Regions from separate parts of the Homo sapiens genome. Here region 2 is linked to region 1. A link is a loop called in an ENCODE intact Hi-C map of the cell type or tissue named here. Cell type or tissue: Caco-2. All regions are shown on one strand. Each heading gives the region's core, and the rest is flanking DNA. Links, peaks and the distances in the headings are about the cores only.

What was found. Hi-C counts contacts between places; a loop is a spot of excess contacts. Peaks named below come from ENCODE experiments on the same cell type or tissue, not always from the same donor. Only the 100,000 strongest peaks of a DNase experiment are listed, where the experiment ranks them.
Region 2: a loop joins it to region 1, with 8 times the contacts of the local background. A loop is called at or near these places in 3 of 110 quality-filtered maps.

The regions. Positions count from the first base shown.
Region 1 is chr2:231,032,328-231,037,694 of GRCh38, forward strand. It overlaps C2orf72 (chromosome 2 open reading frame 72), which reads left to right and starts at 5,196. Exons shown (of 3, transcript NM_001144994.2): 1 at 5,196-5,367. The coding sequence starts at 5,239. In Caco-2, for the core only: no CTCF peak of the experiment used is centred there; DNase peaks (open chromatin) are centred at 1,614, 2,164 and 5,064; H3K4me3 peaks cover 751 bases.
Region 2 is chr2:230,868,837-230,874,203 of GRCh38, forward strand. ITM2C (integral membrane protein 2C) reads left to right here. Exons shown (of 6, transcript NM_030926.6): 2 at 4,581-4,721. Among named protein-coding and RNA genes, the nearest start is that of ITM2C, 6.6 kb to the left of the region's middle. RefSeq lists enhancers at 714-1,371, 1,372-2,029, 3,955-4,494, 4,695-5,014. In Caco-2, for the core only: no CTCF peak of the experiment used is centred there; DNase peaks (open chromatin) are centred at 1,945, 2,255 and 3,476.

The DNA of each region.
Region 1 (5,367 bases), core at 223-5,222:
TCATCAGCCGGGGACCGAGGAGCTGCAGAAAGTGAACAGAATGAGACATACAGGTACAGGGGCAGGGCGTCTGTGGTGGGCACCGGCCCTCATGCCCACCCCACAGATACAGCTCACATTGTATTTGATAGTCTATAAAAGGGCACCTGCTCTGAGACTTGGGGGAGGAATAAGGTTGCCTCCAGTAATAACTGCTCTTTGCTCCACTTTAACCTCAATGGGCCTGACAGTTGAGGTGCCAGCTTGGGTGCAGTTGGTGCAGCCCTGTCCTGGGGGAGGGAAAGGCCAACCAGGGTCCCATTCAACTCTTAGAGACCATGGTTTCTTCCTGGCCAATTTTGGCTGGTGCCATTCTCCCAGGAGGGGACCTTGGGAGACTTACACTGAAGCTCTAACTTGATCTGGCCCAGTAGATTTGAAAGGAGGCCCAAATTGAGTGGCTTCGAAGTCACCATATGTCCTTGCTGCACAAATGAGCTGCTGTTCTCCTCCTCACCCCTACTGGGGCCTCAGATGCTCACAGATCCCCACGAAGTCACCTTGCAGCTGTGGCCACCAAGGTGACAGGTGTAGACACTCTCCCCACAGTTATGTGCCAGGTGTTGGCTGACGGAGGACTGCCCCCACTGTGATGCCCTCAGCCAGTACAGGTGTGTCCTGGGGGCCTGCCTGCCCCTCCTCCTGGCACCACTGACTAGTCCAGGGCTCAGCAGGAGCATGATAGGCACTGAAGCCTGGTCTCTGCCCGTCAGCATTTCCTGCAGGCTTCTTCAATCCCATTTATTCCTAGTGTTCCATTATTGGAACGCTAAGCATGTGGGAGTTATTTATTTCCTGCTGCTCAAGGTCATTGCCAAGGTCTGATTTTTCACACATGTCTGCAATTCAAAAAATTGCAACCTCCTGCATAAGTGGGTTAACAAACCTTCACCAGACCCCTAAAGTTCAGGCGAAATTGAGATATTTGACCCCCATAAGAACACCAGCTGGCACAGAGATCTGCATTCCTGGTGCCCTCATGGGAACCAGCCTGGGCCTGGCAGAGGAGGAAACGAAGTCCCAGCACACCAGCGAGCAGGCCTGCTCCACCTCAGGGGCACCCAGCACTTGTTAGACCCAGTTTCAAGTTTCCAGCCCCTCTTCCCACCTCAGCCTCTTTCCTCCGTGGGTCCTGGGGGCTCCTCCAATTTCCTTTCCCTCTGAGGTCTTCCTCATGTTAAAGATCTTCCTCCCTCCACCCAGCTCCCCAGGAAGCCAGAAAGTCTCCCCAGGTCCAGCCTTCCTTTTAGCCCCCAAATCAAACATCTTAGGGAAAAAGCGGAAAAGTACAGGGAGAGAAGAGAGGAAGGAAAGGAAAGAAGAGAGAAAGGGGGAGGTGGGGAGAGGGGAAGCGGGGAAAGGAAGAAAGAAGGAGAGGAGAATAGGGTGACAGAGTGTGAGTAAAGAGGGAAAAGGAGCTGGCAAGCAACTAGAGGGAGATTACTCCTTGTTTTCCAAACCAACACTTTCTGGTCACTTTTTTTTTTTTTTTTTTTTTTTTGAGACAAGTCCTTGATCTCTCACCCAGGCTGGAGTGCAGTGGCACAATCACGGCTCACTGCAGCCTCGACCTCTCGGGCTCAAGCCATCCACCCACCCCAACCTCCCAAGGAGTAACTGTGACTAGATACACACTGCCATACCCAACTAGCTGTTTGATTTTTGTTTGTTTGTTTATTTAGGGATGGGGTCTCGCTATGATGCCCAGGCTGGTCTAAAACTCCTGGGCTCAAGAAATCCTTCCACCTCAGTTTCCCAAAGTACCGGGATTACAGGTGTGAGCCACCACACCAGTCTCTTATCACTTGATTCCCACCAAATTCTGTTTAAATGAACATGAAGAGGTAAAGTATTTCAAAAATCCCAGTTTACTTTATATCTTCATTGAACACCAGAGAAAGAAGAAGTCCATTAATTTTATGATGTTTTTCTAAGGTGCGGTGGGAGAGGAGGAAGAAATATTCTTGGCATCTTGCCTTTTTTTAAAAAAAAAAAAAAGATCTTTGCAGTTTCCTGTTAATTTAATACCAGAACCTTTGCTGTGTAAATAACACAGATAAAGATAAACTTTACTGGCCCTGGACTCCAACCTTCGTTTAACATTCCACCCCCCTCTGATCCATCCCGCATCCCGCCTATGGAAATTTGTAATTAGTTGTGGAGATTTAGAGGCTGAGAATATATAGTTCAGGAGGCAGAGCATGTTGGTTTTAGACAAGCCTTGTAAGAATGTGCTAAAAATCCCAGTATACCTGACAGTGCTTCTCTAGAACTTGTCTTTCTCTCTTCCTCAGAGGTGACCTGGATGGGGTTAATTCCCTTTCTGGTCAACTTGTAGGTTTCACCCTGGCTCTGCCACCCACCCTCCCAGTTTATTATACCCACTTAGGCTGTGCTTTGCTGGCATGGCCTTGCACTGTTATTTAGACAAGTGATTTAATCCCTCTTACTTGCTATTATTGAGCACTCTTAGTTCCTCTTTTTTTTTTTTTTTTTTTAAGATAGTCTCACTCTGTCACCCAGGCTGGAGTACACTGGTATAATCTTGGCTCACCGCAACCTCCGTCTCCTGGGTTCAAGCGAGTCTCCTGCCTCAGCCTCCCAAGTAGCTGGGATTACAGGCACACACCACCATGCCCAGCTAATTTTTGTATTTTTATTGGAGACGGGGTTTCACCATTTTGGCCAGGCTGGTCTTGAACTCCTGACTTCAGATGATCTGCCAGCCTCAGTCTACAAAGTGCTGGGGTAACAGGAGTGAGCCACCATGCCCAGCCAGATTTAGTTCCCTTTTTGATAGGGCACTTCCTCCAATAGTGTTTTCAAAGAGGGGCTATATGTGATACGCCTTCTGATTCTTTATATACCTGATAATTTAGCTAGAAATCCAAATCTAGGGTCAAAGTTATTTTTCTTTGATACTTTAAAACAATTTTTCCATTTTTTCTTAAACCCAATGTTGTTGCTAAGAAATCTGAAGTCAACCAGATTTTTGTTCCTTCCTCAGTCCTTCTACTACCCAGCTTCTGGGAATACAGGTGTGATGGCCCAAGCTTTAGCAGCCAATTTGGATTATGAAGATGTCAGAGGGCAATAGTGACTTGGTATGAAATCTGAGTCTTCAAACACCTAGTAAAGCAGAACTATTATACTATTTCAGCCATAAACTGTCCATCCCCAAACGTCTACAAAAGAGAAAAAGAAATTTTCATTGTTATTAGTGTTGTCTGTGTTATTAAGAAATGAATCTTAATTCATATATCCATTAAACCTGCTTTGTTTTATACTTTCCAGAAGCCTAACTGTTTTTTATTTTTTATTTTATTTTATTCATTTATTTATTTTTTGAGACAGAGTTTCGCTCTTGATGCCCAGGCTGGAGTGCAATGGCACGATCTCAGCTCACCAAAACCTCCACCTCCTGGGTTCAAGCCATTCTCCTGCCTTAGCCTCCCAAGTAGCTGGGACTACAGGCATGCACCACCATGCCTGGCTAATTTTGTATTTTTAGTAGAGACTGGGTTTCTCCATGTTGGTCAGGCTGGCCTCCAATCCCCGACCTCAGGTGATCCACCTGCCTTGGCCTCCCAAAGTGCTGGGATTACAGACACAAGCCACAGCGCCCGGCCCCAGAAGTCTAATTATTTTTCCCAGTGAATTCATGTTTCCCTAGATATCAGCTACTTTGGTTGGCGATAGGTACACCTGGAAGAGACTAAAACCTAGGCTCTTCCTATATATCCCACCTGGGAGCTTAAGGAATGGGGGTGTGATGGGACTTGCCTCTGGCATCAAATGTGAATGTAGCCACTCCCCATGTGCCACCCTCACACACACCAGACACCCCACTCAGGGAGCTTCTGGGCACTCTCCCCTGGCCAATCCTCTTTCATGAGGCAGGTCTCGTGGTTGGAATTCCTGACCCATGAAGTGGGAAGAAGAGGCTGCCGGGTCTGGTTTTTCTGTGCTGCTAGCCCCAGCCTGATATGCCATCCCTGGCTAGCACAGCTGTTTTCTGCCTCCCAGCAGTGCTGGGGAGATGGGGTTGAGAAATGGTCTACTCAGGCCAATGCAAGCAAAGAAAAGAGCACAAGTGTATAGCGTTCACTCAGCCTATCCCCCTTCTATGGCACTGAGGGGAGGAGGCGACAGGCCTTCCCTGGTTTTACATTGGTTTCTCAGAGTCCTTACCAACTCCCCTCTTGCTTCTGCGGCGTCTTTAGGGTACTATTCAGAGAAAGGTGCCAGCCCTTTAAGTACATTATCATCTTGTCACTTTCTGCTTTAATTTTACATTTCATTACAAATTACGTGAAATGTAATACTCAGTTCTTCAGTTGCACTCGCCAGATTTCAGGTACTCAATAATAGTCACATATGGTGCAGACAATAAAAAAGTTTTCCATCATCACAGAATGTTCTATTGGACAAGGCTGACCTAGATCCTTAGAAGGAAGGGAAATGCATTCCTGCTTCTGACCTGGCTGGCCCCTTGCTCCCCACGCAGATCAGAGCACCATCCGTGTCCTGCATCTGGCCCCCTAGACTTTCTGCTTTACGGAAACAGTCTGGGTTTCAACCCCAGCGCCTGGGGTGGTACAATAAGTATTTGTGGAAATAATGGACCCTCGGTCAGTTTTTGCTAAATGTTGAAGCCCAAAAGGAAAGCTGGGTGGCAGAAATAACCCCTGCGTGTTCTCTTTTATCTCACCTTCCTACCCACTTCTGCGCCCTCCGCCCCCTACCCCCCTACCTCCCACCCCACCTCGGCAAGACCCCAAACTGTGCAGGACTCTGCTCCAGGTCTCCAAACGATCTTATCTAGTGAGGGGATAATTGTCTGTCTTCCCAACCTCGGCTGCCCAGCGCCTGCACATAGTAGGTGCGCAGTAAGTATGTGTGGGATGGACGAACAAATGAATGAATGAATGACTCTCTGTTTCCCCGCGTCTGCGCAGGGACTTCGGGAGGAGCCACCCTTGGAGGGCTGAGGAGAAAGCCCTCTTCCTCCCACCCGGGCCCGCGATGCGGGCTGCGCCCAGGGGCGCGTGCACACAGAGGCCCCGCCCGGGGGCCCGGGGGTCCGGCTGGGCTCGGCCCTCGGGGGCGTGTCCTCTGTGCCGGGGCGCCACCGCCCCGAGAGGCGGGCAGCGGGTGCGCCCGGGCCGCGGCGGCCGCAGAGGGCGGGCGGCGGCCAGCATGGAGCGCGAGCTGGAGGCGCTGGCGGCCCGGCTTGCGCGCCCTGCCGAGCCGCCCTTCCAGGCGTTGGTGGAAGCGGCGGGGGGCCGCGGGCAGGTGCTGCTGGTGGGCGAGCTGTGGGAGCGCGAA
Region 2 (5,367 bases), core at 226-5,225, 160 kb before region 1:
GTGGAGCAGCGGCCCTGCTCCATCCAGGTCCTTCCCTGTGGCAGCGTGGGGACTTTCATGGCTGTCGTCCATTCCTGGGATTTGGCGCCCCGGCAGGCCCCACGGTGGCTTCTCTGCTTTCCTGCCGCTTCTCTCTCCATTCCCTCATTTCTGCTCTCTTCTCTCAGCAGTCCTTGCATGTTTCAAGACCGTCAGCAGATTGCCAGTGAGGATGAGTTTCTCTTAGTGTGGAGAAAAAATGTTTATGGTGAAATCACAGAGGCACAACCTGGCCAGCCCCTCTGTCCACCGCCCCACTCTCTCCAAGTTCCCTCTCCCCATGAGGGCTCTTCCAGCAGTGAGCTTTTGTTGTCTGGAGATGCCTTGACTATCAGGGATGGAAGAGAAGAGGGAATTCGCCTGGCCCAGCCAAGCCGAGAGCGCATCTGCACAGATGCTGCCCGTGGGGCCTGCAGTCTGGAAGGGAGGACAGGAGAGTGATGGGGACCCCTGACCCTGTTGGCAGATGGCATCTGTGCCTCTGGACCACTGGGCTCTGTGTGCTCAGGTGGACAGTGTTTGCCCACTCTCCTCTCCCCCAGCTAGGCTCTGTCTTGAACACATACAAGACACACACACTCGGTGGGTGCCCTGGCCTCTGTGGTCTGGAGCCTGGGAAAGAAAGCTGCTGAGGACCAGGAGAGATGTGGGGGAGGTGAGATGAGACTGCCTCCCCAACCCCCATCTTCCCTGTTCTCAGCCTGGGCCTCAGGAGTGCGTTTCTGGCTGCCGAACCCCTCCAGGCAGGCTGCAATCTGCAATCATCGTTAAATCGGCTTGCAGTTAATTTGGACATTGTTACTGGGGGATGGGGCCCGGGAGCGCTCCCTTCCAGCTGTGGGGGTCTGCCGAGTTAATGCTACAGTTGGCTGGTTTCCCCCTGACCATTTTGGCCCTGGCTTTGGTAAATCATTTAATGAGTGCCCCTGTGGGTCTCAGTTTAAGCCTGCAGGGAGAGGCCCAGGCCTCTCTCGGGTCCCTGGACTTCCGGCTCATGCGCCCTTCGCTCAGAGAGCTCTGTTGCCTTGGAAACAATATGCAATATTTTTCTACTATCTAAATGGGAGCCCCCCTCCTCAGATACCTCACTGTCAGTAACTGCTTCCTATGGGGAGCAACATTTTTCTGGGTCCCCAGCATGATAGGTGGTGCGGCTGGGGTCTCAGGAAGGTGGGCCATTCGGCCATCTTTCTAGTGAGCTGGGCACCAGGGATCCCAAGGGGCCAGGGCTCTGGGTTGAGCCCAGGCTCCCTGATGCCCCACTGTCCCCAGACAGGTGTAAATACCCCGAGATCACAGGCTGCTTTGAGGGCCAAAGGGACAGTGAGGGTTCCAGGGCTTTGGTGTTTGAGCCTTGGTGTTGATTGGGCACAGTAGGCAGAGGCAGCGCTGGGGCGGGATTTAGGAGTTCTGCCTCTGTGTGGGGCTTTATGGAGGAAATGCCTTCGCCTCCAAGCAGGGACATCTGCGCTTTCCTGTCTACTTTCTGGTAGCCTGTAATGCTGCCTTCTGCACTTCTGCTCATAATGGTGCCTCTGAGGGTTTGGCTCTGCAGGCTGGAGCGGAGCTGGGAGGGTGGCAGCGTGGCTGAGCCCGGGTGTGTGCTGGGGGACATCAGCAGGGCCATGAGAGAGAAGTGCCCACCCGCAGTCTAGGTAAGGTGGGGGATCCCCAGCCTTCACAGTGAGGGGTCTTGGCAGGAACCCCTGCCCTTCTCTGCCACACCTGCCACTGCTGCTCTTCAGCTGGGGCCGTGGAAGCCTCACCTTCTCCCTGCTCTGTCTTCTCTAACCTCCCTCGGTGGGGCCTCCGAGCCCAGCCCCTCCCCCAGGACAGGGAGACACGGGACCCAGCTCAAGTTCTGCAGACCAGCATTAAGGCGGAAAGGCGGAAAGGCGAGGCTGCCCTTTGCCATAAAGCTAGCAGGCCTCACCTTGTCGGTGAATTTGATTTGTGGAGCAGGCCCTCGGGCTCTCCCACGTAGCGCTTTGACTTTTTTTTTTTTCCCTTTTCTGTCTTTCTGGTTGTTAGCAATCTCACAAGCTAGTTTCCCTGGTTTTCCAGAATGCAGAAGCAAAAGTCTGGCCACAATGCAGCCTCAACAGCTGTCCACAGAGTCAGCCCTAAAAAGGAAAGGCTCGGCTGATAAAGATCTGCTATTTTTATCTAGCACTTGATCCTTTACAAAGGGCTTTTAGGTTCTTTGTCTCGTTTAATCCCAGCAAAACCCCTGTCACGCAGAGTCTGTCCACATTTTGCATGGGAGACCCGAGAAGGGGGAGGTTGCAGGGCCCCGCTGGGCCTGTAGCCCCACTTGACCCCTAAATACAATCTGAGCCCTGGTGTTTGTTGTGTCCCGAGGGCAGATTTCCCAGCTGCTGTAGGCAGCCTGGCCTGTGTCAGGGTCAGCCACCTTTCCTTAAGACCTGCTCAGGAGCGCCAGAGGGGCAGGAGGGCATCCCTGGTGCCTGGTTTGCAAGAGCTCCTGGGTGGTTCGATCCCTGGGAGATGCCAACGGAAGGTGTCACCCCCGTCTCTTGCTGCTCCCGGGAGTCCATTGGAAAACCAAAGCCATTTAGTCCCAACCCCCTGTGGCCAGCAGCTGTTCCTGAGGGCCCTGTGCACTGTGGCCATGCCCGTCACTTGCTGGTGACCTTGGTTAGTGCCCCTGGCTGCTGAGGAGATGACAGTGGGCAGGTGGTCCATATGATCACGGGACCCCTAAAGCAGGGCAAGGTGGGGAGAGGCCCCGGCCTCCTCATGGGCCAGGCAGTGCGGGCAGTGGTTTGACCTCCCACACCCACCCAGCAGGCTCCCTTGCGGGCAGACTTGAGTGTGAGGGTGCAGGACAGGCAGGGGCACCCCATGGTGAGGATGCTGGGGGCCTGCTGACCTGCTCACGCATGTCCGCAGTGAAGGGGGGGTCCTCCAGACATTTTCTGTCCTTTTCCTAAGCAGGGCGGGTCAGACCCTCAGCTCCCCAGGGCCCAGGCCCCACACTCCCCTGTGCTCTAAAAGGGTGGGAGGTGAAACCTGAGGAGCGAAGCAGGCGCCCCCAGGGCAGGACCCCTGTGCTGTGCTGAGAGATAGGGCCTGTCCTGAGTCACTTAGGCCTGAACCACCCCCCTCCAGGGGGAAGGGAGAAAGGAAATCTGTTCCCATCCCAGAACGCCTGGCCGGAAAGGGCCTGAGAGGTCACTTGGTCTGACCTGCTCATTTTGCAGATGGGGAAGCCGAGGCCCAGAAAGTGCTAAGCAGGCAGGTAGTGGCAGAGCCAGAATGAGAAGCTTCAGGCTCTGGGGCTGGATCCCCTCCTCTCCCCAATACTGCGGCAGTCCGCAGGGACTGACCTCTAACCTCACTCTTGGCCGTATGTGGACACCACGGAGGAAGGATTAAATGGTGAACATTGGAGGCAGAGACTGGCCCCGGGGCTTTTGCATTATCTCCAAGGGTGAGCAAGGGCCCGGGGGAAGGCATAGGAGGTAGGGAGGAGAAGAGACAGGAAATTGACCAAGCTCACCTGGCTGGCTCTCGTCAGTGCTCTGGGTAAAGCAGTTTTGTTGAATTTTATACTCACACACCTACGTCCACCACCCCACACATGTGTGGCCTGGAGATGGGTTAGGTTGGCTTCTTGGCAGCCCTGCAGCTATGATCTTGAGCCCAATTCTGGCTCCCAGAGCAGATTTTTCCAGGATCCTTCTAGCCTGGCCTTCCGGACAGCCACATTTCTCTCCTGGCAGGAGCTCCCTGGTGGATGGAAGCTTCCGGGCTTCATCCTGTAGCTGTTACACCACTTGTAACAGCCTGCTTGACTGCCGGTCGGTGCCTGTGGGGGGCCAGTGTGGATCACAGGCCTAGAGCTCCCTGGCTGGGGACAAGCACCCATGCCCAGACCCCATGGGGCTCCTGGAGCCCCTGCCCCCATCAGTCACAGCCTCCTTGGTGGAGTTGAGCAGCCTTTACACAGCCTGCCCACCTCCTATTGTCCTCATTTTAGTCTACCCTCTGCACCTTGGTTTTAGAGTGGATCTTGTCACTCCCCAGCTCAAAAGCCTTCCCGGGCTCCCCATCGTCCAGAGCAGCAGCTCCCAGCCTGCCTGGTGTGTCTCAATTCCTACAGAGATTTCTAAGTCCCTAAAGTCACCGAGGCCAGGTCGGCACATCCCCTATCTTCTGTTTGAAAGAATATACCACGGTCACGGCTGGTATAAGCAAGAGGCCTAAGAGCTCAGATAACTCAAAATGCACCTGCTGAACCCACTGCATCTCTTTCGGTGGCTTCCAGGTGTGTCTTGGTTTCTCTTTCGAGGTGTGTCTCCTTTTCTCTTTCGAGGTTTGTCTCGGTTTCTCTTTAGCCAGGACGAGTCCGGGTGACCCTGGTGGGCCTTCCTTTCCCTTCTAGGTGTCATCTCCTTCCCTCCCTTTCCCCCAAGACTCCCTCCGGGCCCAGCCAGCAGGTGAAGCCTGACTTAGGGAAGGGGGGATTTCCAGGGGAGGGGCCCTGGCCCCCACTGACCCAGCATTGCTATCCACAGGAGGAGCAGCCCCCACAACATCGATCCAAGAGGGGGGGCTCAGTGGGCGGCGTGTGCTACCTGTCGATGGGCATGGTCGTGCTGCTCATGGGCCTCGTGTTCGCCTCTGTCTACATCTACAGATACTTCTTCCTTGCGCAGGTGAGGGGCCGGGCCAGGTAGGGGCAAGGCCTCGAGAAAGGGTCATGTCTAGAGAGGCATGGAGGGAAGTGTCTGCAAGGGGGCAGCAGGAAGCCCCAGACATGCCCTCAGGTGGGAGCGAGTGCCCGGCCAGCCCACAAGACTGGGGTGCCCCCTCCTCCTTGGGGCCTCCTTGGATGCAGGCCAGTCCCACATTTAGCCCCTTGTCCTGGGGAGCCAAGCATGAATCCGGGTGACAGCACTGGGCCCGCCCCACAGGGTCACCCTGGGGAATTCTCACCAGAAACTCAGATCTGGCAGAAACTGGAACTGTGATCCCCCTCCACAGCTCAGACCCTGCACCTGCAGGTCACGCTTTAAGGCTGACCTAACTGTGCTTGTGCATGGACATTTGGGTTACCAAACAAGAGAGGGAGAGGGGTGGGTACAGAGAGTCTCCACCACCTCCTTCCAGAAGCAGGAGTGTGTCCTTGCTGCCAACTATCATCCCCCTCCCCGGGGGACCTGGGCACAAAGCTGGGCCAACCCAGACCTGGGAGGGAGGGAGTGTCGCTGTGTGCTTGGAAATGAAAGTAGGTAAATTAAAAGGATAAACCTACGTACAACTCACAGAGAACCTCAGGGTGACAAAGAGGTGGGACTTGCC